2 separate regions of the Mus musculus genome follow, and region 2 is linked to region 1. A link is a loop called in an ENCODE intact Hi-C map of the cell type or tissue named here. Cell type or tissue: heart. All regions are shown on one strand. Links, peaks and the distances in the headings refer to the core of each region. The heading gives the core; the rest is flanking DNA. Region 1 has its middle 6.4 kb from the start of Tead4. Region 2 has its middle 17 kb from the start of 9330102E08Rik.

Evidence for each region. A loop is a pair of places that touch in the nucleus more often than their neighbours do. Peaks named below come from ENCODE experiments on the same cell type or tissue, not always from the same donor. Only the 100,000 strongest peaks of a DNase experiment are listed, where the experiment ranks them.
Region 2: a loop joins it to region 1, with 10 times the contacts of the local background. A loop is called at or near these places in 10 of 42 quality-filtered maps.

The regions. Positions count from the first base shown.
Region 1 is chr6:128,300,904-128,313,532 of GRCm38, forward strand. It overlaps the pseudogene Rpl18-ps2. Among named protein-coding and RNA genes, the nearest start is that of Tead4, 6.4 kb to the left of the region's middle. In heart, for the core only: a CTCF peak has its summit at 7,656 (motif pointing left); no DNase peak of the experiment used is centred there.
Region 2 is chr6:128,194,973-128,207,601 of GRCm38, forward strand. It overlaps the pseudogene Gm4691. Among named protein-coding and RNA genes, the nearest start is that of 9330102E08Rik, 17 kb to the left of the region's middle. In heart, for the core only: a CTCF peak has its summit at 6,530 (motif pointing right); DNase peaks (open chromatin) are centred at 5,759 and 6,539; H3K4me3 peaks cover 1,664 bases; H3K27ac peaks cover 1,316 bases.

The sequences.
Region 1 (12,629 bases), core at 2,679-10,678:
AGGAACTCCCGGCTCTGCTCCCAGATCCGCCACCGCTTTCCCTCGCCAGCCCTCCCCAACATCAGTCTTTCAGTTCTTTCCTTGTCCCTTGGGATCTGCAGAACTGTCACTTCTCAAAGAGCAGGAAAGGAGAGACCAGTCATGGGTCTACCGGATGCTGGGAGAAATAATAAAGATTAGGTCCCAGCAGTGGTTCATAGAGAGCTGGAACTTAGCTGGTTACCCAAGGTACAGGACAGAGTCGCCATGAAGTTAGAAGTCTGAGTTTTAAAGAAGGGTGCCAGATCAATTTAGGAGAAACACGTGAGCTCGGGCTGCGAGTCTTTAGAACCATTTGGCTTAAATCAGTTACTACCTAGCTCCCGCATTCACCTTGTCACTTTGAGAAACTTAAAATCAAAGAAAAGCCTTCACTATTCCCCAAAATCAAACAATCTCTGAAGCACTAGCATTAAGCTTTTATTGGTGTGGCTCTCCCAGCCAGAGCTGGTGAAACAAACTCGGGCCAGCAGTAAATCTCCAGAATTATCTTATCGTTTGCTCAACGCTAACAACGCAAGATGGAGATACACATACTACATGAGGGTAGGGTAGCACGGGGAGACGCTGAAAGAAAGTATTATAAATGTCAGGGTTGTGACCGAGAGAGGCGATCTAAAGAGTCCACGGAAATGCCAGCATCACCACGGGACTGAGTATCTATCCAGCCTCGCAAAGCGAGGACTTTGAAGGATGCAGCCCTCATTTGGATGTATAACTTCTGGTGAGCTTATTAAATGGTGAGTCATAACAAAGCCTGGTCACATCCCATTCACATGAAAAGAACATTGCAAGGCAGCAAGCGTATCTGTGAGCGTGAAGTACAGACTGTCCCACCACTTAATTGGACACTCCTTCATTGAACCTGGTACCAAGCTCAGTGCAGAAACAGACCCCTGCCTTCAAGAGGTTCACTGTCGAAGCCAGACAGTAGTTCATTATTGCAAATCCACATGAATTTGAGAACAAAACCAACAGAATTAATTCAAGGCACTGGGGTGACTTTCCCCAGTTTAATGTCTACTCCCTGTGTGTGCTAGGCAATGCTCTACCAGTGTGCTATGGCCCCAGCCTTGATTCCTTTTGGTTTCTGAGACTGAGTCTACTGAGTTAATCAGGCTGACCTTGAACTCTCTCAGCTGCTCTGGCCTCAGCCTTAGGAATAGCTGGAATTCCATTACAGGTCTCTGCTACCAGGTCTGCGGGGTGACCTTGATCCAGCTCTTGATGGAAACCTGAGTTCACCAACCGCTGTTTCAGGAAGGTTTGGTGTGAAAATAAGAGCTAGTAGGTGCTACACACCAGTGGGGGTCCACATGTGAAACGACAGCAGGACCTGAAAACCAGCATGAACCAAAGACTAAGAGAGGTGAGCCCCAGACTGTGAGGCTCATACAAGCTATACTGAAGATGTGGCCGTCATCAAGGCCACGCAGACTCAGGACTCACTTTCTTGATTCTATCATTAGACCCTCTGATGACAGTATTGCATGCATATGGAGACCCCTGTCCTGTCCTAAATACAAGAAGTGACCCTGTGACTGAATAGAGGCTCAGGATCCAGAAATGAAGATAAGGTCATGTGTGATCTGCAGATAGAAATTGTCTTTGAGGCTGAGACAGAAAGCATTTACAGCAGGATAGCTGGCCACGTCTCAACTGAAGGAAGAACTCTGGCCAGCTGTGGCCAGGGCCAGAGAAAGTTAAAGCAGGCAGAGCAAGCATTCGAGGCCAGCCTGGACTACGTTGCAAAACTCTGCCTCAAAAATAAATATAGGGGCTGGAGAGATGGCTCAGAGGTTGAGAACACTGACTGCTCTTCCAGAGGTCCTGAGTTCAATTCCCAGCAACCACATTATAATTCACAACCATCTATAATGGTATATGGCGCCCTCTTCTGGTGGGCAGGTACATATGCAGGCAGAACACAGTACAGAATAAAAGATAGATAGATAGATAGATAGATAGATAGATAGATAGATAGATAGATAGATGATAGATAGATAGATAGATAGATAGATAGATAGATAGATAGATAGAATTAATGAATTTAAACTACAGAAATTAGGATAATGTGGAAGGGGAGTCTGGCCATAACAATGTGGTTTCAAAAGGGAGGATAGCCCTTCAGGTACAAAAGGATGATTGGAAAGCCCTTTGCTTGCTTGCTTGCTTGCTTGCTTGCTTGCTTGCTTGCTTGCTTCTCTTCAAGACCATTGGGAGTCCAAGCTGTAAAGTGCCTTCACACTTCCTGGTTCGTACTCTTATAAGCTTCTAGAGAGTTCTAGGTCTTTGGGCATTCCATTTTCTGAGCAGATGAAGATGATCTCAGAAGACCTCCTGCTACAGAAAACTAATCAAGTGGGTGTACCCATCTGAGGGTCTGGTGGCTGATTTTTTTTCTGATTGATGTGTATATGTGTATGCCTACATGCACACAGGTACTGCACTAGGCCAGAGGATGTCAAATCCCCTGAAGCTAGTTACAAGTGATGGTGGGTGCTGGGAGCCAATCCCCAGGCCTCTACAAGCACACTCAATAACCAGTGAGCCATCCATTCCCCCAGACAGTGACTTTACAGAGGAAGTCAGGTGTGTTCGTAAAGCTTAGGGACAGGACCTGTGTTCACTGACCCTCAGGAATGAATCTGCTGCTGGGAACGTTTTAGCTATTTACATCCCAGCTGTAAGAGACAGAGTCCCTCCAGTTACATCACATGGTCCCTGCCTTGCCCATTTCCTTGAGCTCCAGACAGCTCCCATCCAACAAGCGTGTGGAGGCCAGAGGCAAGATGGTTGTGGTCAGAGCTGGGTTTGATGTGGGAAGGGTATTTGTGTTGATTAGGCCCAAGTCAAACTTAAAAACCATATTAATTAGTGTTAACATATGCTGTTTGGCATTATTTCCATTTCTGGAGCTTTGTTTTTCTAGTCCGTGTGGGTCATGATCATAATATCCATAGGGTATTATAGCACAAATTTACTTGTATCTATATAATGGAACTGGTCAAAGCTGCAAGTAACAAAGGACTGTTTAAAACTTCTAATGGTTTCCTTAGTTTTGTATTTGTTTGCTAGATGCTGGGGAATCAAACCCTGGGCCTTACATATGCTTTAACACCAGTCCACAGTCCAGCTCCAACACTATATTTTATTACTTATTTCATGGATAGGATTGCTCTGTTTTTCATGCACCCCAGAAGAGGGCATCGGATCCCATTACAGATGGTTGTGAGCCACCATGTGGTTGCTGGGAATTGAACTCAGGACCTCTGGAAGAGCAGTCAGCACTCTTAACCACTGAGCCAGCTCTTCAACCCTAACACTATATTTTAAACGAACTAGACATCCATGATTTACTATCACATAAAAAGCAGACTCCTCTCTCAGGTTTTTTGTTGTTGTTGTTGTTGTTGTTGTCGTTGTTTTGTTTTGTTTTGTTTGTTTTTTTGAGACAAGGTTCTTTTGTGTAACAGCTCTGGCTATCCTAGAACATGCTCCATAGACCAGGTTGGCTTCAAACTCACAGAGATCCATCTGCCCCTGCCTCCCTAGTACTGGGATTAAAGGTGTGTGCCACCACTTCCTGGCCAGATTCTCTAAGTAGTGTGCACAGTTGATTCCAGAAGGTTTGTGGCTTGTTGTTGCTATGGGAGAGTGGACGGTGCTAGGAAACTTGGTAAGATTGAGCGGACTTCAGAGTCCCTGGCACCCATGTACCCACCTGAGAAGGTAGATGGCTCCCTTATAACTTATAGATGTGTGTGCGTGTGTATATATATATATATAGATAGAGAGAGATAGAGAGAGAGAGAGAGAGAGAGAGAGAGCATTTACTAGAATGGCTTATAGGCTGTGAATCCAACAGTGACTGCCTATGATTGAAAAGTCCAAGAATCCAATAGTTCAGCCCACAATGTATCACGTGCCACATTTCTCATATAGGAAACTTGACCTGTGGTCACTTAGCCCAGAACAGAGTTCTCCATGCTAATGAGATATATAGAGACCCTGAGTTTAGCCAATAAGCTTCCCTTTTCCCAGACACTCCCCTCTGCAAAAGGTATTTAAGCTCTGCCCCACCGTGAGGAAGTGGTATGTATCGATATTGCACAATGAACAATCAATAAACAGTTTGGAGCCAAGAACTGTCTCTTTTAGGTTTTTCTCTATGTAGTCCTGGTTGTCCTGGAGCTCACTCTGTAGACCAGGTTGGCCTGCCTCTGCCTCCCAAGTGATGGGATTAAAGGCGTGTGCCACCACTGCCCGGCTGTCTCTTTCATCAATATCCATTGATGGAACATGGAGAATGCCTTCGGCTACAGAGCCGAGGTGCCTAAGCCTCCTGCAGAAGGCCCCCCTGCGCTCCCAGGCAACCACTGTTAAAGGCTTTCCCCTATGAGCTATGATGGAGTCCCCCACCCCAGCCCCTCACCCTCGCCCTGAGCTCACCCTCACCTCAGCCCAAGGGCCTCCTCCTATCTCTGCTCTTCCTCGACACAACTTCCAAGAGTCTGGATGTCTAGGAGTCTGAGAACCCCTAGCCCTGGGCTCATTCTCAGCCTGCAGGCCCACTCCCTGCGACCCAGTGGCATCTGGATGTCTAGGAGTTTGGAAGCCCCCAGCCCCCAACCCTTCGTTCCCGATTCCATGTGGTTTCCAGCAGCGACTGTAAATCAGGCTGCCCGGCTTCAGCCTCCCCACAGCCTAGGCTGCGTGTCCTGTCCCCCCACCCCATCCCCTACCCCTGCCAGCGGTGTGTAGGTGCTTCTCTTGAGCGCAGCAGCAGCAGCAGCTTGGCGCAGGGTAAATGCTGTCCAGCTAGCATCTCTGCATTCCGCCTTCCCAAGCGGCTGGGCTAAACGCAAAACCACAGTTGCTGCTTCTGTTGCTGTTGCTGTTGCTGTTATTTTTGTTTTGTCTTGTAAGGATTTGTTTTTAACAATGCCTCACTCTGTAGTCCTGTGTGACCACAAACTTAAAGCAATCGTTCCTCGGCTTCCTGAGTTGTATGAGCAAACCTTGTCCAATAATTCTTTAAAAATTCTTTTTAAGTTTTTTTTTTTTTTTGCTTTTTTTACTTTTTTTCTTTTTAAGTTTTAAAATGTTTATTATATGTTGTTTAGCCTACATATACGTTTGTGTACTACAAGCCTGTCTGGTATCCAGAAGAGAGCATTGAATACCCTAGGACAAGCAATTGTGAGGTCTCTTATCATGTAGACACTGGAAATTGAACCCATCTTCCCTGAAAAAAAAACAGCCAGTAATCTTAATCACTGTATTAGTGAGGGTTTGCTACAGTAACAAAACTTATAGATGTGTGTGTGTGTGTGTGTGTGTGTGTGTGTGTGTGTGTGTGGAGAGAGAGAGAGAGAGAGAGAGAGAGGGAGAGAGAGAGCATTTACTAGAATGAGACTTACAGGCCGCAAATCCAACAGTGACTGCCTATGAATGGAAAGTCCAAGAATCCAATAGTTCAGTCCACAAGGCTGGAGGTATCGGCTGGTTTTTCATATGTGCTGGAATCCTGAAGAAGTAGGCTTGCCAAAGAGATGAAGTAAGCAGGCAAAGAAAAGCTTCCCTCTTCAATAGACTTATATAGGCCTCCAGCAGAAGGTACGGCCCAGATTAGAGGTGTTCCTCACAGCTCAGAGAACCAGATTAGGAGTAGCTCCTCCTGCACCATGCCTGCCTGGATGCTGCCATGCTTTCACCTTGGTGATAATGGACTGAACCTTAACCTGTAAGCCAGCCCCAATTGAATGTTGTCCTTTATAAGAGTTGCCTTGGTCATGGTGTCTGTTCACAGCAGTAAAACCCTAACTAAGACAAATAGCTACAGTTCCATCGATGGGGAGTGGATGGGGAAGGCGGTGCACACCTTTAATCCTAGAGTTTGAGAGGCCGAGGCGGGCAGATCTCTGTAAATTCAAGGTCACCCTGATTTACACAGTAAGTTCCAGGACAGCCAGAGCTACCCAGAGAAACCCTGTCTTGAAAAACAAACAAACAAAAGGGAAGTGAATCTTCCCACTTCAAATCAAGTAACGATCCCTCATAGGTGTCCTTCATTTTGGGATTTTAGCTAATCCCAGATATCGTCAAGTTGACAGCCAAGAATAAGAATAGATGTCACAGGGGCTGGAGAGATGGCTCAGCAGTTAAAAGTACCGACTGCTCTTCCGAAGGTCCTGAGTTCAGTCCCAAGCAACCACATGGTGGCTCACAACCATCTGTAACGAGATCTGGCTCCCTCTTCTGGAGTGTCTGAAGACAGCTACAGTGTACTTACATACAATAAATTAAAAAAAAAAAAAAAAAAAAAAAAAAGAATAGCTGTCACAACCAACTGAGCCATCTCTTACTGCTGAAGACTTCGCTTCGTTTCATGGCTCAGTAGATAGACAGCTCACCTGTAACTCCAGCTCCAGGGTGTTTCTAGATCTCTCTCTCTCTCTCTCTCTCTCTCTCTCACACACACACACACACACACACACACACACACACACACACGCACACACGCACACACACAGGAAAAGAATTATCTGTAGTTTAAAGAATTCAATAAATGAAGGATCTTTGGAAACACTGACATTTGAAAGCCCCAAGCTTTTCACAGATTTGCTCATTAGCCAGAGTGCTCACTTCTACTGCTGCTAAGCCACAGCTTGTGAGTCTGAAGTTTTCAAACCATTTCTCCAAAACAAGGGCTGGCAAGATGGCTGGGGGTGGGGTGAAGGTGATTGCCACCAAGCCTGATGACCACAGATGATCATCTTGCCTACCCTGTAGTAGGTTTATTATTTCATCCCCAAAGAAGACATAGCTGGAGGTTTATCTTAGTGACAGAGGACTTGCCTAGCACACACAAAGCCCTGGGTTCCAACACACGCACACGCACACGCAAAGGTGAGGGTCACTCTCAGCAGAAGGTACATATTAGTGGTCTTGGATATGCCTAGCTTGTTCAAGAATGTGAATACCACCCCCAGAACTGAAAATAAGTAAATAAAATTAATAAACTCTGGGCAAATTACCTCTGTCGCCTAATGGTTAAATTATATCCCTTCCCCGTGTTTCAAAAAGCTAACCTCCTGCCAGGTGTGGTGGCGCACCCCTTTAATCCCAGCACTCAGGAGGCTGAGGCAGGCAGATTTCTGAGTTCGAGGACAGCCTGGTCTACAGAGTGAGTTCCAGGACAGCCAGGGCTACACAGAGAAACCCTGTCTTGAAAAAACAAAAACAAACAAACAAACAAAAAGCTAACCTCCCATACCTCACAAGGTGACAGTGTTTGGAGGTAATGTTCTTTTAAAAAGCAATTAAACACCAGTCATAATGACTCATACCTGCAATCTCAGTACTGGAGGCTGAGGCAGGTGGATTGCCATGAGATTGAGGTCAGCGTGGGCTATATAATGAATTTCAGACCAGCCTGGGCTGTTAATGAGACCCTGTTTCAAAGAGAGAAACAGCATGGTCTGGAGAGATGGCTCAGCAGCCAAGAGCGCTTGTTCCTCTCACAGAGGACAGAGGCTGAGTTCCCAGCCTGGTGCCTTACAACCTCATAAAACTTCAGTTCCAGGAAGGAGGCCCATGCGCCCTCTTCTGGCTCTCTTCGGTATTGCAGGCACACAGTGCCCAGGCACACACATACAGGTCAAGTGTTTATTTATCCATTCATTTATTTATTTATTTATTTATTTATTTATTTATTTATTCACTTATTTATTGTGGAAAGCCTTTTGGGGTACCTCTTGGCAGGAGTCTGGCATTGGCCAAGGACAAGGAGATGGGCTTCAGGCAGGAATCTGACAGGGTATAATAAGGAAGTAAGTTTCTGCAAGAATCTAACTTTAGGTTGTAATGGAGAAGTAAGGTAAGGCAAGAATTTTAGTCTTAGGGTGGAACAGAAGAACTAGGCTCCAGGCAAGATTTTGGGCTTGGACAAGGAAGTGGGCTCAAGTATTTCGGTCATTATGACAAGCCCTTTTAAACAACTGTCGTGGGAGAAATCGCTTGCTGCTTTGTTCCTTATTGCACTGCTTGCCCAAAATACTTGCATGTAAATAAAATGGTATAAAAAGTGGATTGGAAAATAAAAATTTGCCTTCAGTCTCAAAGTTGACTGGGGTCATGCTACAATGTTGTCTGTCTTTTTATCTTTTTAATCCTCACTCTTGCGCTGGAGAACCTGTTGACTGACTGAGCGGGCTTGGTCAGATGGCACCTCAACTTTGGAGCCCCAGTAAGTGGGGGACAGTGATGGACACCTCGGGAATTGGAAGCACATGCAAAGGAAAGTAAAGAAGATTTGGGCCAGCAGTGAATAAACCTTGTAGAAGGCCAAGGTAAAGGTAAAATGTGTTTTGTGTCTGTGTTTAGAGCTATGTGGAAATCTAGAGAAGCGAAGGTAATTCTCATAGGTGCTTTTAGCCTTTGGACCCTGACTAGAGATTGTTTACACCTGAGACATGAGAGAACGGGTTTGAGAAAAGCAGTCCTCCCCACTATCTGGGGATGATTTGGTGAAAGAGAAGGAAAATGAGCGTAAGCTGTTTCAGAGCTCTCCTAGGAGCAGGGGGAGGTCAGGAGACACCCTGCCCCCTCTCTGGCTCCTGCTGGAGGAATGCTTGGTTCTGGGTCTCTTAGGTAGGATATCTGGGTCCCTTCGGGACGTCTAATTCTCTTTCCTCTCTGTCTATTGTCTGTCGTTAGAGGGCCAATCCGTCCATGTCCGTCAAAACTGACTGTTTTATGTGAAGTCTGTGTTTTCCTTTTGTGGTTTGGCTGTTGTTCTGTGTTTCATGTTCAAAAGAAAAAGCGGTTAAAACTTTATCTGCTGGTTGTTCAGCCCTTGATTTAGTTTTAACTCATTTCAAAAGAAAGAGAGAGAGAGAGAGAGAGAGAGAGAGAGAGAGAGAGAGAGAGAGAGAGAGAAACCAAATAGTATCAATTGGTCTTTGGAGCCCTGCACCTGTAGTTAGGAGTCTAGTGTGGCTGGAGAAGCCTTGCTAGGCACTGATTGTAAAAGCTGCTCTTAAACCAGCCAGCAGCTTCTCAAGTTCTATGGTAAGGGAACAGATGGCTGTTTTTCCTACAAAAATCTCTGTGCTTGTGATTACTGGGTTCAGCAGGTGACAAGGAGCTCCTCTCTTGAAATTACAGCTTAAAAAATTAAGAATTTTGTCTTGTTTAAATAGGTAAATGTATGCAACCATTTCATTTTTGTTGCTGAATGGGTTTAAAAGTACAAATATGTTTTACATGTCTTGGTTATAAATTATTGGCTTATAAGTTACTGGTTATGATTAGAAATTTGTAAGCTGGGCGGTGGTGGCACATGCCTTTAATCCCAGAACTTGGGAGGCAGAGGCAGGGGGATTTCTGAGTTCGAGGCCAGCCTGGTCTACAGAGTGAGTTCCAGGACAGCCAGGGCTACACAGAGAAACCCTGTCTCAAAAAAAAAAAAAAAAAAAAGTAACATAGGTTACAGAAAGTTGGCTTAAAACTAGTAACTCTGGGCTGGAGAGATGGCTCAGTGGTTAAGAGCACTGACTGCTCTTCTGAAGGTCCTGAGTTCAAATCCCAGCATCCACATGGTGGCTCACAATCATCCATAATGAGATCTGATGCCCTCTTCTGGTGCATCTGAAGACAGCTACAGTGTACTTAGATAGAATAATAAATAAATCTTATAATTAAAAAAAAAAAGAAAATTTAAAAAATTAAAAACTGGTAACTCCGGGTTGGAGTAATTCAGAACTACAACATGTGGCATGAGCCAACCCACGGAAACAGGTCTCTAAAGATACATCTAAATTGGGTAATATTTTATGTAATTCTTATCCTAGAAGCCAGACTTATAAAAGATAAGGTTTAGGGCAGTATTTCTGAGGTACTGGAGGCTGCACCGTCTTGTGTTTGTGTGCAGGAATGGGCAGCCACACTTTGTAGCATGGAGGTGATTCACTTGGTGTTTTTGGAGAGACTGGATTGTTGGAGGTTGAGTTTTGCTTTTCAAAGTTCTTGCCTGCTCTGAGCCACTGTCTCAGAATGACCCAGGCGCTCGCTAACTGCACTTCAAAAGTAGGGAGACACTTAAAACTTTGTAACATGAAAGTAATGTTTTTGGTGTTGATTTTTAAAGAGAACAGATTGTTTACACTGTTAAAATTAGGTTTTGCTTCCTAAAATTGTTGTTGTGCTCTGGTGTTACAAGAGAAACTTAAAAATTATGGTTAAAATGCCAGCCGGGCGTGGTGGCGCACGCCTTTAATCCCAGCACTTGGGAGGCAGAGGCAGGTGGATTTCTGAGTTCGAGGCCAGCCTGGTCTACAAAGTGAGTGCCAGGACAGCCAGGGCTACACAGAGAAACCCTGTCTCGAAAAAACCAAAAAAAAATAAAAAATAAAATAAAATAAAATGCCAGTGTTCCATTGGCTGCAGTTTGAGCACAGTTTCAGGATTCTGACTCGCACATATTTGTAATTAAGAAGAAATCCGGGGTGCTGGAGAGATGGCTCAGTGGTTAAGAGCACCTACTGCTCTTCCGAAGGTCCTGAGTTCAAATCCCAGCAACCACATGGTAGCTAAAAACCATCCATAATGAGATCTGACGCCCTCTTCTGGTGCATCGAAGAAGGAGGAGGAGGAGGAGGAGGAGGAGGAGGAAGAAGAAGAAGAAGAAAAATGTTTAAAGGTGGAGAGCCGGGCGGCACACCTTTAATCCCAGCACTTGGGAGGCAGAGGCAGGTGGATTTCTGAGTTCAAGGACAGCCTGGTCTACAGAGTTCCAGGACAGCCAGGGCTATACAGAGAAACCCTGTCTCGAAAAAACAAAACAAAACAACCAAAACAACCAAAAAAAAAGTTTAAAGGTTCCAGACAGTGGTGGTACACGCCTTTATTCCCAGCACTAGGGAGGCAGGAGGATATCTGAGGTCAAGGCCAGTCTGGTCATATGGAGAAGATTGGCCTTGGAGTCTAATCCTCTACCTTCCAAGTCCTGAGGATACAGCCTTTCCTTACCAGGCTCCTTGAACATATATGACTTCCTGGGCCCCGCAGGAGCTGAGAACTAGAGAGACACAGAAACAAAATCCATCTTCCCTAACTCTCAAGCGACTGACGACAGCCTCCTGGAAGCTGGACAAGTGACAACCTCCAACCCCACACAGGAAATGGACAAGTGACATCCTCCAACCTCCACAGAAACCAAAAGTTGAGATCTCCGTGGCCTGGTGAACATCCAACCCGGGGTGGAGATGGGGGGCTCTGAATCTTAATTTATTTGCATTGAAATGGCCACAGTTCTGCCAGGTGGTGGTGGTGCATGCCTTTAATCCCAGCACTTGGGAGGCAAAGGCAGGCAGATTTCTGAGTTCAAGGCCAGCCTGGCCTACAAAGTGAGTTCCAGGACAGCCAGGGCTACACAGAGAAACCCTGTCTCGAAAAGCAAAAAACAAAACAAAACAAAAAAAACAAACAAAAGCCACCTGCTGAGCACAGTCTAGGCTATATGAGACTCTGACTCAAAAAGACCACTAAATGAATGAAAAATAATAATCACTATGTACTAGTGGTTATACTGGTTGGCAGCATAGCCATGGACAGTCTAAAGGGCAATATCTGAAACTGACCGAGATAGCCCAGGAGAGAATTCAGGATTGCAGGAAATATGACAAGAGGGGGGATAGTTGGAGGTTTACTGAGGGGAGAGTAAGGGGTGGGTGTACCTGCACAGGACGGTGTTAACATACAAATCGCCAGTCTGTTCACAAAACAATGATAAATGTTTGAAAAGATAGATATGTTAGCCCTTGTGATTACTCAGTATCCATATCCACATTATGTACAATTTTTTGTGTCCATTTAAAATGCTTAAGAAATAAAAAGGGAGGGGTGGGAATCTCGCTCAGTTGGCAAGATGCCCCTAGCGTGCTCAAAGCCCCGGCTTGATCCCAACGCTGCACTGCCAGGTCCCTGTGATGCTGGCGCTTTCCGCACCTGTGTGTGTGTGTGTGGCGGGGGGTGGGGGGGGTGGGGGGGGTGGGGTGGGAGCAGGAGGGTCAGTAATCCAAGGTCCTCTTGTGTCACATTGAGGACTTCAAGGACAGCATAGGATCTATAAGACCCGGTCTCAGGAAACCCTAATGAGGGGCTGAAGTCAGCCCTTGAGAGCACTGACTGCCCTTCCAAAGGTCCTGAGTTCAAATCCCAGCAACCACATGGTGGCTCACAACCATCCATAATGAGATCTGACGCCCTCTTCTGGAGTGTCTGAAGTCAGCTACAGTGAACTTAACATATAATAATAAAAAATAAATCTTTGGGCCAGAGCAGAAGTCCTGACTTCAATTCCCAAAAAGAAAAGAAAAAGAGAAAGAGGGCCGAGCAGGAGGCGCCATCATGGGTGTTGACATTCGCCACAACAAGGACCGAAAGGTTCGGCGCAAGGAGCCCAAGAGCCAGGACATGTACCTGCGGCTGCTTGTCAAGCTGTACAGGTTTCTGGCCAGACGGACCAACTCCACCTTCAATCAGGTTGTGTTGAAGAGGTTGTTCATGAGCCGAACCAACCGGCC
Region 2 (12,629 bases), core at 2,760-10,759, 110 kb before region 1:
GCTGCCTTCTCTTATCCTTATCTATTCAACATAGTACTTGAAGTTCTAGCTATAGCAGTTAGACAACAAAAGGAGGTCAAAGGGATACAAGTTGTAAATGAAGAAGTCAAAATATCACTATTTGCAGATGATGTGATAGTTTACTTAAGTGACCCTAGAAACTCCACCAGATAACTCATACATCTGATAAACAACTTCAGCAGTGACTGGATATAAAATTAACTCAAACAAAGCAGCAGCCTTCCTATACTCAAAGGATAAATGGGCTGAGAAAGAAATTAGGGAAATGACACCCTTCACAATAGTCACAAACAATATAAAATATCTTGGTGTGTCTCTAACCAAACAAGTGAAAGATCTGTATGACAAAAACTTTAATTCTCTAAAGAAAGAAATAGAAGAAGACCTCAGAGGACGGAAAGATCTCCTATGCTTGTGGATTGTCAGGATTAATATAGTAAAAATTGCTATCCTGCCAAAAGCAATCTACAGATTCAATGCAATCCCCATCAAAATTTCAACTCAATTCTTCATAGAGTTAGAAAGAGCAATTCTCAAATTCATGTGGAATAACAAAAAAACCTAGGAGAGTGAAAACCATTCTCAAAAATAAAAGAACTTCTGTGGGAATCACCATCCCTGACCTCAAGCTGTACTACAGAGCAATAGTGATAAAAACTGCATGGTACTGGTACAGAGAGAGGCAGGTAGATCAATGGAAAAGAATTGAAGACCCAGAAATGAACCCACACGCCTAGGGTCACTTGATCTTTGACAAAGGAGCTAAAATCATCCAGTGGAAAAAAGACAGCATTTTCAACAAAAGGTACTGGTTCAACTGGCAGTCATCATGTAGAAGAATGCAAATTGATCCATTCTTATCTCCCTGTACAAAGATCAAGACCAAGTGGATCAAGGACCTCCACATAAAACCAGATACACTAAATCTAATAGAAAAGAAAGTGGGAAAAAGTCTCAAACACATGGACACAAGGGGAAAGTTCACCAATCGCTCACACTCTAAGATCAACAATCAACAAATGGGACCTCATAAAAGTGCAAAACTTTTGTAAGGCAACGGACACTGTCAATAGGACAAAACAACAATCAACAGATTGGGGAAAGATCTTTACCAATCTCACATCTGATAGATGTGATCCAACATATACAAAGAAGAAGGTAGACTCCAGAGAACCCAATAATCCTATTAAAAATGGGGAACAGAGCTAAACAGAGAATTCTCAACTGAGGAAACTTGAATGGCTGAAAAGCACCTAAAGAAACATCCTTAGTCATCAGGGAAATGCAAACCAAAACAACCCTGAGATTCCACCTCACACCTGTCAGAATAGCAAAGATCAAAAACTCAGGTGACAGCAGATGCTGGTGAGGATGTGGAGAAAGTAAAACACTTTTCCATTGCTGGTGGGATTACAAGCTGGTACAACCCCTCTGGAAATCAGTCTGGAGTTCCTCAGAAAATTGGACATAGTACTACCTGAGGACCCAGCTATACCACTCCTGGGCATATGCCCAGAAGATGCTCGGACATGTAATAAGGACACATGTTCCACTATGTTCATAGCAGCCATATTTATAACATTCAGAAGCTGGAAACAACCCAGATATCCCTCAACAGATGAATGGATACAGAAAACATGGTATATTTACACAATGGAATTCTACTCAGCTATTAAAAACAATGACTTCATGAAATTCACAGGCAAATGGATGGACCTTGAAAATATCCTGAGTGAGGTAACTCTCACAAAAGAACACACATGGTATGTACTCACTGATAAGTGGATATTAGCCCAAAAGTTTGGAATACCCAAGTTTCAATTCACAGACCATATGAAGCCTAGGAAAAAGGAAGACCAAAATATGAATGCTTCAGTGCTTCTTAGAAGGGTGAACAAAATACTCACAGAAGGAAATACAGAGACAAAGTGTGGATCAGAGATTGAAGGAAAGGCCATCCAGAGACTCTCCCTCCTGAGGATCCACCCCATATACAGCCACCAAACCCTGATACTATTGTGGATGCCGGGAAGTCCTTGCTGATGGAAGCCTTTTATGGCTGTCCCCTAAGAGGCTCTCCCAGAGCCTGACAAATACAGAGGCAGATGCTTGCAGCCAACCATTAATTGGACTGAGCACAGGAGTCCCAGATGGAGGAGTTGGAGAAGGGACTGAAGGAGCTGAGAGGGTTCACAGCCCCATGGAGGGAGCAACAGTGTCAACAGGCCAGACCAACACCCCTTGAGCTCCCAGGGAGTGGACCACCAACCAAAGAATACACATGAAGGGACTCATGGTGCTGGCCGCATATGTGGCAAGGGTAGCCTTGTTGAACATCAGTGGGAGGAGAGGCCTTTGGGCCTGAGGGTGTTCTATGCTCCAGTGTAGGCCAGGGAGGGAAGAGAGGAGTGGGTGGGTGGGTAGGTGTATGAGCATCCTCATAGAGGCAGGGGAAGGGAGGTATGGGATAGGGGGTTTCTGAAGGGGAGACCTGGAAAGGAGAAAACATTTGAAATGTAAATTTAAAAAATCCAATAAAAAAAGCAAATAAAAAGAAAGATCTCTTCAACTCCTTCCTCTCATCCTTTCCTCTCTCTCTCTCTGTCTCTCTCTCTGTCTCTCTCTCTGTCTCTCTCTCTGTCTCTGTCTCTCTCTCTCTCTCTCTCTCTCTCTCTCTCTCTCTCTCTCTCTCTCTCTCTCTCTCTCTGTGCTCAGTGTTCTACTAGAGCTATACCCTCTGTCCTCATTTTCCTTTTTAAAATTTGAGACAGGGTCTCACTAAGTTGCTGAGGCAGGTCTTGAACTTGTGATCTTCCTGCCTCAACTTCCCTAGTAGCCAGAAATACAGACTTTAGCCACTTGCCTAGCATCGCTTCTCATTTTTAAATAGGGCTGTCTTTTGTTGAGTTTAGAGTTATTCATATATTCAAGACAGACTGTAAGAGACAGAGCTTGCAAATTGTTTTCCCAATCTGTATTATCGTTAAAAAAGAAAACCTTTTAAAGATTTAATGTGTACAAGTGTTTTGCCAGCATGTATCTATGTGATTTCACAGGTGTGGTGGTGCACATGGAGGTCAGAAGAGGGATTAGATCCCCTTCGTCTGTAGTTATAAGAGGTTGTAAACTACCATTTTGGTGCTGGGGACCAAGGTCTTCTGCAAAAGCAACAAGAGCTGCTTGTTGTTGTTGTTGTTTAGGGGGGGGAGTTAAAAAAGTCCCTCTACATACTGGCCTTGGACGCACAGAGATCAGCCTGACTCTGTGTCCTGAGTACTAGGGTTAAAGAAGGTTGATACCATGCCTGGCATAATAAGAGCTCTGAACCATGGAGCCATCTCTCCAGCCCTCTGTATTGTCTTTCCATTTGCTTCTTCAGGTAGTGCCATTATGTAACCCAGGCTCTTGTCCTGCTGTACTGAGTTCTGGGATGACAGACATACACCCTGTACCTGGGCCATTTTACTTTCTTGACAATGGTTATATTAGTCTGGGAGGGCAACCATATGATATCATTGGGGATTTTTCTTGATACATATATATGTGTGTGTGTATATATATATATATATGTATATGTGTATATATACATATATATGTATATATATATATAAAACAAGGTTTCATATAGCCAAGCCAGGCCTCAAACTCACTATATCCATCTCTCTTTCTCTCTCTCTCTCTCTCTCTCTCTATATATATATATATATATATATATATATATATATATATATATATGCAAGAATGGCCTTGAATTTGTCATTCTCATACCTCTATCTTGCAAGTGCTGGAATTATAGATATATATGGCACTGTACCAGGCTAACATATAAGTTTTTAAGGAACCTAATTCAATCCATAACACTCTGCTCTCCAGGCTTCTAAGTTCTCATATATATTTTTTGACAGTCCCCAAATTCTTATCCCATGTCACTATCAAACTGTAAATCCAATGTCTTATCAAAATATAGGTAGAAGGTTATGAAGTCACAATCCTGTAATTCCAGCATATGATTGGGCAGGAGAATTGCTTGTGCCTTGGAGTTAGAGACAGGTACAGGCAATATATTGAGACACACACCCCACCCCCTAGATGTGGAAGTAATAGAAAGTAAACCTACCAAAACTTTCCAAAGAAAACAAAAAATTAAAAAAAAAACAAATGATTAAATGTCCCTAATCTTGAAAATCTGAAATTCTCCAGAACTTCTTGACTACTACGATGCAGCAAACAAAAACTTTCATACAGATGAAACACTTTTGCATAAATTAAAAATATTTTAATTACCTTCACACTATTGATTTCCTTATGCAATAAACCTTTCTTCCAGGAAAAAAAAAATGCCCTTTAAGATACACTTAAAAGTTACAGTTCTATTAGTCTTTAAGGCACAGATGAGAAATGTCTTGAAAAATAATCCCAGAACAGGATGACTCAAGAACACTGGCTTTTCTTCCAGAGGACCTGGGTTCAATTCCCATCACCCACATGGCAGCTCATGTCTGTAACTCCTGTTTCAGGGTTCCAAGGGTTCATACATACATATATATGTCATAACACCAAAACACATAAATAATTTTTTTTAAAAAACCAATGAGTTTTTGTGGATAAGTTACCTGGATGCCCAAGAAATGAAATCTTTTAATAAGCTCTCCTGGCCGATGGCTAGTCACCTTGTTTGGCTGTACATCCTCTAAGGATTAAGTAGTCCTGTTGTGGTACTGAAGGGAATGGAGGATGAAATGAAATTGATGAATGAAAAAATAATATATAGTAAAATGTTAGTAGGATTTATGAAGGAGCCTAAAATTATAACCATAGGAGGCAAATCTAAGTAAAATGATGAGTCTTAACTTTTGTCATCTCAAAGGCATTTTAAATTATCTTAATAAACCCTTGGAGGCAGGGACTAAATATAATTCACACCACTCTTAGTTTTGGGGAGCGACTTTCATCTACATCCTGAATAGCTGGTGTTCCACTCTTTGCCATGGTCCTGACAAAAGAAAGTCTATTGAGGTTTAGCACAAAACTGGGTTGCCTGAAAGAAGACATCTACAGCCTTGTGGCTTTGCCTTGGTGCTTGGTGCATTTGGCATATTGCTGGCACTGCCTGTGGACGTTAGCTCCCGCCCATGCCCCAGCCCCGGGCACAATCCCTACATAAAAGTGGTACCCCAGAGCATTACCTTCTGAGGCCACAAGCCAGCGAGCCCTAGACTAACGGTGCCTAAGGCCACTTTAGCGGACAATCCCAGATTGATCCTTCAGGAGGCGACCAGTAACGGTCCCCGGAGGGGGAGGGGTGACTCTACTGTCTGGGAAAGGGGTTCCGCTCCGAGCGGCTGACAGTGCCTTCCTGAGTCCGACGGGGTCTCTACGGCCGATCCGCTGCACCTACAACCTCTCCAGGGCCGCCCTGGCCTCCTCTCCCCTGGACTACGAGCTCCGTGTGCGAGAGGCCGCGTTACGAGTGGACGCTCCGAAATGCGACTCTGCTTCCTTGCTGGGTTATCACCGCTGCCCGGAGCCACCGGCTTCCCACCCCTACCCAGTGGAAGCTCACTGCCGGTCGCGTGCAACCTGAGGACTGCTGGAAGGACCGGTGAGCGCTGGGAGAGGAGCGCTGGCACGTGGGAGGCGGGGCCTCGGTGTGACGCCAGCGGCTGAGGGCGGAGCTCAGGGGTCCAGAGGGCAGAGCCCGGATGTGGAGAAATAGACTGAGGGCGGGGCTTGGTGCGCGAGAGGCGGAGCCCGGTGGGGAGCAACAGGACGAGGGCGGAACGTAGGCAGGCAAGAGGCGGAGCCCGGGCCTGAGGCACCAGTCTGTGGGCGGTGCTTGTTGCTCGAGAGTGGTGCAATAACTGAAGGATAAACTTAACAAAGTGTGAGAGGCAGAGCCCAGGGATTCAGTGGTCAGCTTGGGGTGGAGTTTAGAACTGCCAGACTCTGTCTGTGGCCAGTGCCCAAGCTAGTCGTTCTAGACCATGGCTGGGAAGGTAGGAGCTGTGGCTGCTGTTTCCCGACTCCTCCGGGCAGGCGCAGACCAAAGCGATCTATACCTCCGGAGCACACCACATTCCCACCCACCCAGCCGAGCTACGGAAACTCGCGGGGGCTCAGGGGGTCATAGTTGAAGTCCCTCAGTGGGATTTGGAAGGTGCGGGTCCTAGTGTGGGAGGTGGATGGAGAGTTGACTCCGTGGTTAAAAGAACCTTGCAGAGGACCTGGGTTTTATTCTCAGCATCCAGGTCGAGACTCACCTAGGGTGGGAGGGAATGGAAGGCATCATGGGAGAGGTAGTGGAAAAGCAGAGAGATATGAGAGCCCTGACGTTTGTTGCGAGGCTAGGATGGTTCTGATGGAAAATGTTGAAAATGAACTTTATGGGCACAAGAAACAAATAACTGTACGACGATGAGTTGTAAAATCCCTTAAAGTTTCAAACATTGGTGTTAAACTCCTCAAGTATATATTAAAAGTGAGCTTTTTAATTCAGTCAGGAACTCCCAGTAGGGGGCGCGCTGTGCCCTAGCTAGGTGAAAGTGAGACTCAAAGATTTGTTGGGCCAAAGTTTTTACTTTGAAGATTACCAGCTAGAAGCAGCTGATCATAATCATGTTCTGCTTTGAAGTGCGTGCTTTACCCTCCACTAGAATTGATATTTTGTTTTTATCTTTTCATTTTCGTGATTGGAAGGTTTTTTGTGGTTACTGGTATTGTAGGTTGGCAGAGTGCTGGCTCCCCATCAGTGAGGTCCTGGATTCAGTCCCAGCTCTGAAGAAAAACAGATGTACTTGAAAACTTGTTTTTGAACCTCGATATTGTTTATCTGGATATGTTTAAATATATGCTATATAATGTAGTTGGTATGGAAGAATTATTTCAAAGAGAGAGTAAGTCAGTTCTATCTTTTTGAACGTGCAAAGAAACCTAATAACCTATTTCACTTTCGCCTTATTCTTTTTTTTTTTGGGGGGTGCAGCGAACTTTATTGATGGTATTCAAGAGAGTAGGGAGGGCTCCCTAGGCCCCTCCTGTTATTATGGGGTCTGAGATGGAAATTGTGAGGGAGATGCTCAGTGTTGGGGGCCGAGTTGGGATAGGGCCTCTCTCTTGCTCAGTGTCCTTGCTGGGGTGGGTGGTCCAGGGTTTCTTACTCCTTGGAGGCCATGTAGGCCATGAGGTCCACCACCCTGTTGCTGTAGCCGTATTCATTGTCATACCAGGAAATGAGCTTGACAAAGTTGTCATTGAGAGCAATGCCAGCCCCGGCATCGAAGGTGGAAGAGTGGGAGTTGCTGTTGAAGTCGCAGGAGACAACCTGGTCCTCAGTGTAGCCCAAGATGCCTTTCAGTGGGCCCTCAGATGCCTGCTTCACCACCTACTTGATGTCATCATACTTGGCCTGATAAGAACAAACCCCAAGATGACTATCCTTGTCCCAAGTCACTGTCACACCAGAGACAAGCCCAGCTCTCCCCATACATACAGGTTTCTCCAGGCGGCACGTCAGATCCACAACGGACACATTGGGGGTAGGAACACGGAAGGCCATGCCAGTGAGCTTCCCGTTCAGCTCTGGGATGACCTTGCCCACAGCCTTGGCAGCACCAGTGGATTGCAGGGATGATGTTCTGAGCAGCCCCACGACCATCACGCCACAGCTTTCCAGAGGGGCCATCCACAGTCTTCTGGGTGGCAGTGATGGCATGGACCGTGGTCATGAGCCCTTCCACAATGCCAAAGTTGTCATGGATGACCTTGGCCAGGGGGGCTAAGCAGTTGGTGGTGCAGGATGCATTGCTGACAATCTTGAGTGAGTTGTCATATTTCTCGTGGTTCACACCCATCACAAACATGGGGTCATCGGCAGAAGGGGCGGAGATGATGACCCTTTTGGCTCCACCCTTCAAGTGGGCCCCGGCCTTCTCCATGGTGGTGAAGACACCAGTAGACTCCACGACATACTCAGCACCGGCCTCACCCCATTTGATGTTAGTGGGGTCTCGCTCCTGGAAGATGGTGATGGGCTTCCCGTTGATGACAAGCTTCCCATTCTCGGCCTTGACTGTGCCATTGAATTTGCCGTGAGTGGAGTCATACTGGAACATGTAGACCATGTAGTTGAGGTCAATGAAGGGGTCGTTGATGGCAACAATCTCCACTTTGCCACTGCAGATGGCAGCCCTGGTGACCAGGCGCCCAATACGGCCAAATCCGTTCACACCGACCTTCACCATTTTGTCTACGGGACGAAGCTGGCACTGCACAAGAAGATGCGGCTGTCTCTGGAACAGGGAGGAGCAGAGAGCCGCCTTATTCTAACTTCTCCTTAAACATACATGTCCTAGTTTCCTTTCTGTTGCTGTGATAAAAACACTCTGACCAACATCAGCCTAGGGAAGAATAGGTGTGTTTAGCTTATATGTCTAGATCACAACCATCTTTGAATGAAGTCAGGGCATGAAGGAACCTGGAGGGAAGGCCCAGGGAGGAAAGATGTTCCAGCCATGCTCATCTAGCTTCCTTGTTCAGCCCAGGGATGTTGCCACCCACAATGGGCTGAGCTCTTCTGTATCAATTAAGATAATGAGGACAAGCTCTCATATACCTGCTCACAGGCCAACTTTATACAGCTCATTACTCAGTTGAGACCTTCTTTTCTTTTCTTTTTCTTTCTTTTTTTTGACACCTCTAGGCAGTGTCGACTTCACAGTTAATAATAACTAGAACAGTAATCCCTTTTTTCCATTGTGTCAAATGTGGGTGTTTCAGGCCTGACTGGTCCATTAAGAATGTTGCATCATTGGGCATGTTAGAGTTCACCTTTAATCCTAGCACACATGAGGCAAAGGTAAAGGGATTTCTATGAGTTTGAGGCCAGCCTGGGCTACATAGCAAGTTTCAGTACAACCTGGAGTACATAGACCCTGTATCAAAGAAAGAAAGAAAGAAAGAAAGAAAGAAAGAAAGAAAGAAAGAAAGAAAGAAAGAAAGAAAGAGAGAGAAAGAAAGAAAAGAGAGGATTAATGAGCATTGATTTGAAAGAAAATGGGACCCATAGGCTCGTAGGGAGTAAGGAGCACTATTAGGAAGTGTGGCCTTGTTGGAGGAAATGTGTCACTGGGGACAGGCTCTAAGGTTTAAGATGCTCAAAGCCAGGCCTAGTGTGGTACTCATTTCCTCTGGCCTGCTGATCCAGATATAGAACTCTTGGCTTTTTCTCCAGCACCATGTCTGTCTGTGTACCACGTTTTCCTTTATAAGAGTTGCCATAGTCATGGTGTCTGTTCACGATAAAAGAAACTGTAAGACAGAAGAATGGAAAGAAGGAAGGAAGGAAAGAAGGAAAGAAGGAAGGAAATTACAAGACTAAAGCATTCCTTCCTTCAATAGCATTTTGAATCTAAAGCTAGTAGTCATTTCTATAAAAAATTTCTATAACATTTCAGGATCTAACACTAACATTTTACTTTTAGCCACTTTGCAATGTCTTGTATTTTGAAATATTATAGGAATGCATGTCAATTTGAAATAAACCATTTCGATTGTCACCCATATAAAAATCAAAATGTTTTATGCTGTGCCTGATGGCATGTGCCTTTAGTCCCATCATTCAAGAGGAGAATCAGGCACACAGATCTCTGTGAATTCTGAGCTACATAGCAAGTTTCAGGCCAGCCAGGGCTGAAGAGTGAGAACCTGTGTCAGAAAAACCAAACACGCACATTTCATAATATACCACTTGTTTCTTTTTATGGGAAGTGTAGTTATTGTGGATTTTTCCCCTGTTTAACTGGAAAAAAATTGACTCCCAACCACTAAATTGTTTTACGGCAAGTTTTATTGTAAAAAGCCAGTATTATAGTGTAGTCCTGGAACGCTAGCACCCCAGAAGCAGAAGCAGGAAGATCACAGCAAGTTCAAAGCCAATCCCAGCAAGTCTCAAGACAGCCAGAGTTACATAGAAACAAACAAGAGTCTCTAGTGTTATAACAGGGTGTTATTCTATCTATCGCCTAAGAATCACCAAGTTTTATAAAATGTAATTAGAATGTTTAGAGTGGCAGGAGCCCACTTAATGAAGGTATATAACTTTGCAACCAAAATACTAACACAAACTAAGTGGTACTTGGGAGATTGCTGGGAGATCCCCTAGAGTAAGAGCTGCTGGCTGCTCCAGCAGAGAGTGAAACCACACAAGATGATTGGATAGTAACAGAGCCTGCTGGCCACACCAAGCCAGAGAAAATGGTTCACTCTGAGTACCTTAGGTGCAAACTGAGTGGGGAGACCTAAGGCTTTGGGAACGTGCTGAACGTGAATGCTGGGAACTGGAGCCAGGTTCAACTGGAAATGGGTAAGCTTTGCTGGATTCCCTTAGGAGAAGCATGCCTGTTGGTGCAGTAACCAAGCTGAAGGTTTTCTGTTTCTCGCTGAAGGCTGGATGTCTGTTTCATCTCCTTTTATCTAGGGATAATCACTTATGAACCAACACAGCTTTGATGTAACAACAGTTCTCTGTTTACAGTAATTCCATTATGAAATATACACATTTCAGGGCTGCAGACTGGTTCAAGGGTTAAGAACCCTGGCTGCTCTTCCAGAGGATCCATGTTCAATTCCCAGCACTCACATGGCAGCTCAGAGCTGTCTATATCTGCAGTTGCAGGGGAGCTGACACCCTCACACAGACAAAACATCATTGCATATGGAATAAAAATAAACAAGTTTTTAAAGAAAAAACTCAGCAAACTGGTCATAGTTCACACTTTAATCCCAGCACTCAGGAGAAAGAGTCAGGCAGATCTCTGAGTTAGAGGCCAGCCTGGTCTACATAACTATTCCAGAACAGCCAGGGCTACATAAAGACACCCTGTCTCAAAACAAAACAAAACAAAACAAAACAAAACAAAACAAAACAAAAAAAAAAAACAATCAAATCCTCTAAAATACACATTTCAGAAAAAAAAATAGGCTATGTGTATCCTTTGTAGATTGCTATTTTCACTGTTTCATTTTAGACCCTGTACTTCAGTGACTTTTCATAGATGGTATATGTGTGGGGTAGGCTGGGAAGACCATAAAGTTAGAAACCAGGTAGAAATCTCTTTCCAGTAGTTCCTGTCTCCATCAAAGAAAGACTTCAGGGACCAGATAAAGTTCGCAATTTGGGTGAAGATTGTCACAGGACAAAGGTGGTAGATCAAGTTTCTTTTTGGTGGGGGACTGTTTTTTAAGCCAGGGCTTCTCCATGGAACATTGGCTGTCCTGGAACTTTTCTGTAAACCAGGCTGGCTTTGAATGTATAGAAACCTGTCTGCTTCTGTCTCCCAGTATTGGAATTAAAAGTATTCAACTCCCTCTGCCCTGCCTGTTTCAGGTTTCCTGAAGGAGTTGCAACTTGGGATTTTTGGAAGCTCAGCTTATGGGAAAACGTTAATGGGGAAAATTGTGAGTTAAGTGAGGAAAGATGGGAAATCCAGGGATAGGTTTGGGATTTTCCAGAATAGGGTTTAGTTCTCTTTTCTACCCTGATGGGGTCAGGATGCTGATGTGCCATGGTGTCAGGTGCATGATGGGAATTGCAAGTTGTAAAGGCAAAGAATATGCACATAGGACTTTAATAAAGCAGAGAAGGATTGACAGTCACCTTGGTCAGCCTTGCTGGTCCCAGCAGGTTTGAGTGGTCGAACTGTAATATGCTAACTACACCAGCTTCTGGTCTAACTATAATATGCTAACTACCACAGCCTCTGGTCTAATATGCTAACTGCCACAGCCTCTGGTCTAACTATAAAATGCTAACTACACCAGCCTTTTGTCTAACTATAATATACTAACTGCACCAGCCTCTGGTCTAGCTATAATATGCTAACTACCCGAGCCTCTGGTCTAACTATAATATACTAACTGCACCAGCCTCTGGTCTAACTGTACCATACTAACAAAAGCAACCTCTGGTCTAACTGTAATATGCTAACTACATCATCCTCTGATCTAACTGTAATATACTAACTTCACAAGCCTCTGGTCGACTTACAGTTCGTCCCTTGTTTTAACCAGCATCAATCTATCTCATGTCAGTTTGGTATTTTGATTTCAATGAACATACAGTAACATTGTTCCAAATGTCAGACGGTGACATAAACTCTCACGAAGGCAGAGCTGAGTATGCACATTCCTTGTAGACAAAGCAAGTCTGGTGCCGGAGTGTATCGGTTTCAGGCTATTACTGCTTGGGAGTTAGAGTGTACAAACCTTGAACCCAGATCTGACTTGGATGTTGAGAGGGGAAAGAATTTTCAAAGCAGGCAGATTTTAAATCAGGACAAATCTCAAGGAAAGCTGCTGCATAATGGTTTTGACAGGCTCCTCTGATATCCTAGTGTGCTAGCTGCAGTAAACATAGCATTTAAGGCATGTTTGCATCAGCGAGATCTGCTGCAGACCTTGCGTTATTCCCAAGGACCCCATACAGTGTGAATGGCATGTCCTCGGGGGAGCACTGCAGAGAGTATTGATCTGTGTGAGCAAGCAGAAGATTGTACTCACTTTTCTGTACTTGAAAGCATATTTGTGTCCTAATCAGGGAGCAGGGATCATAT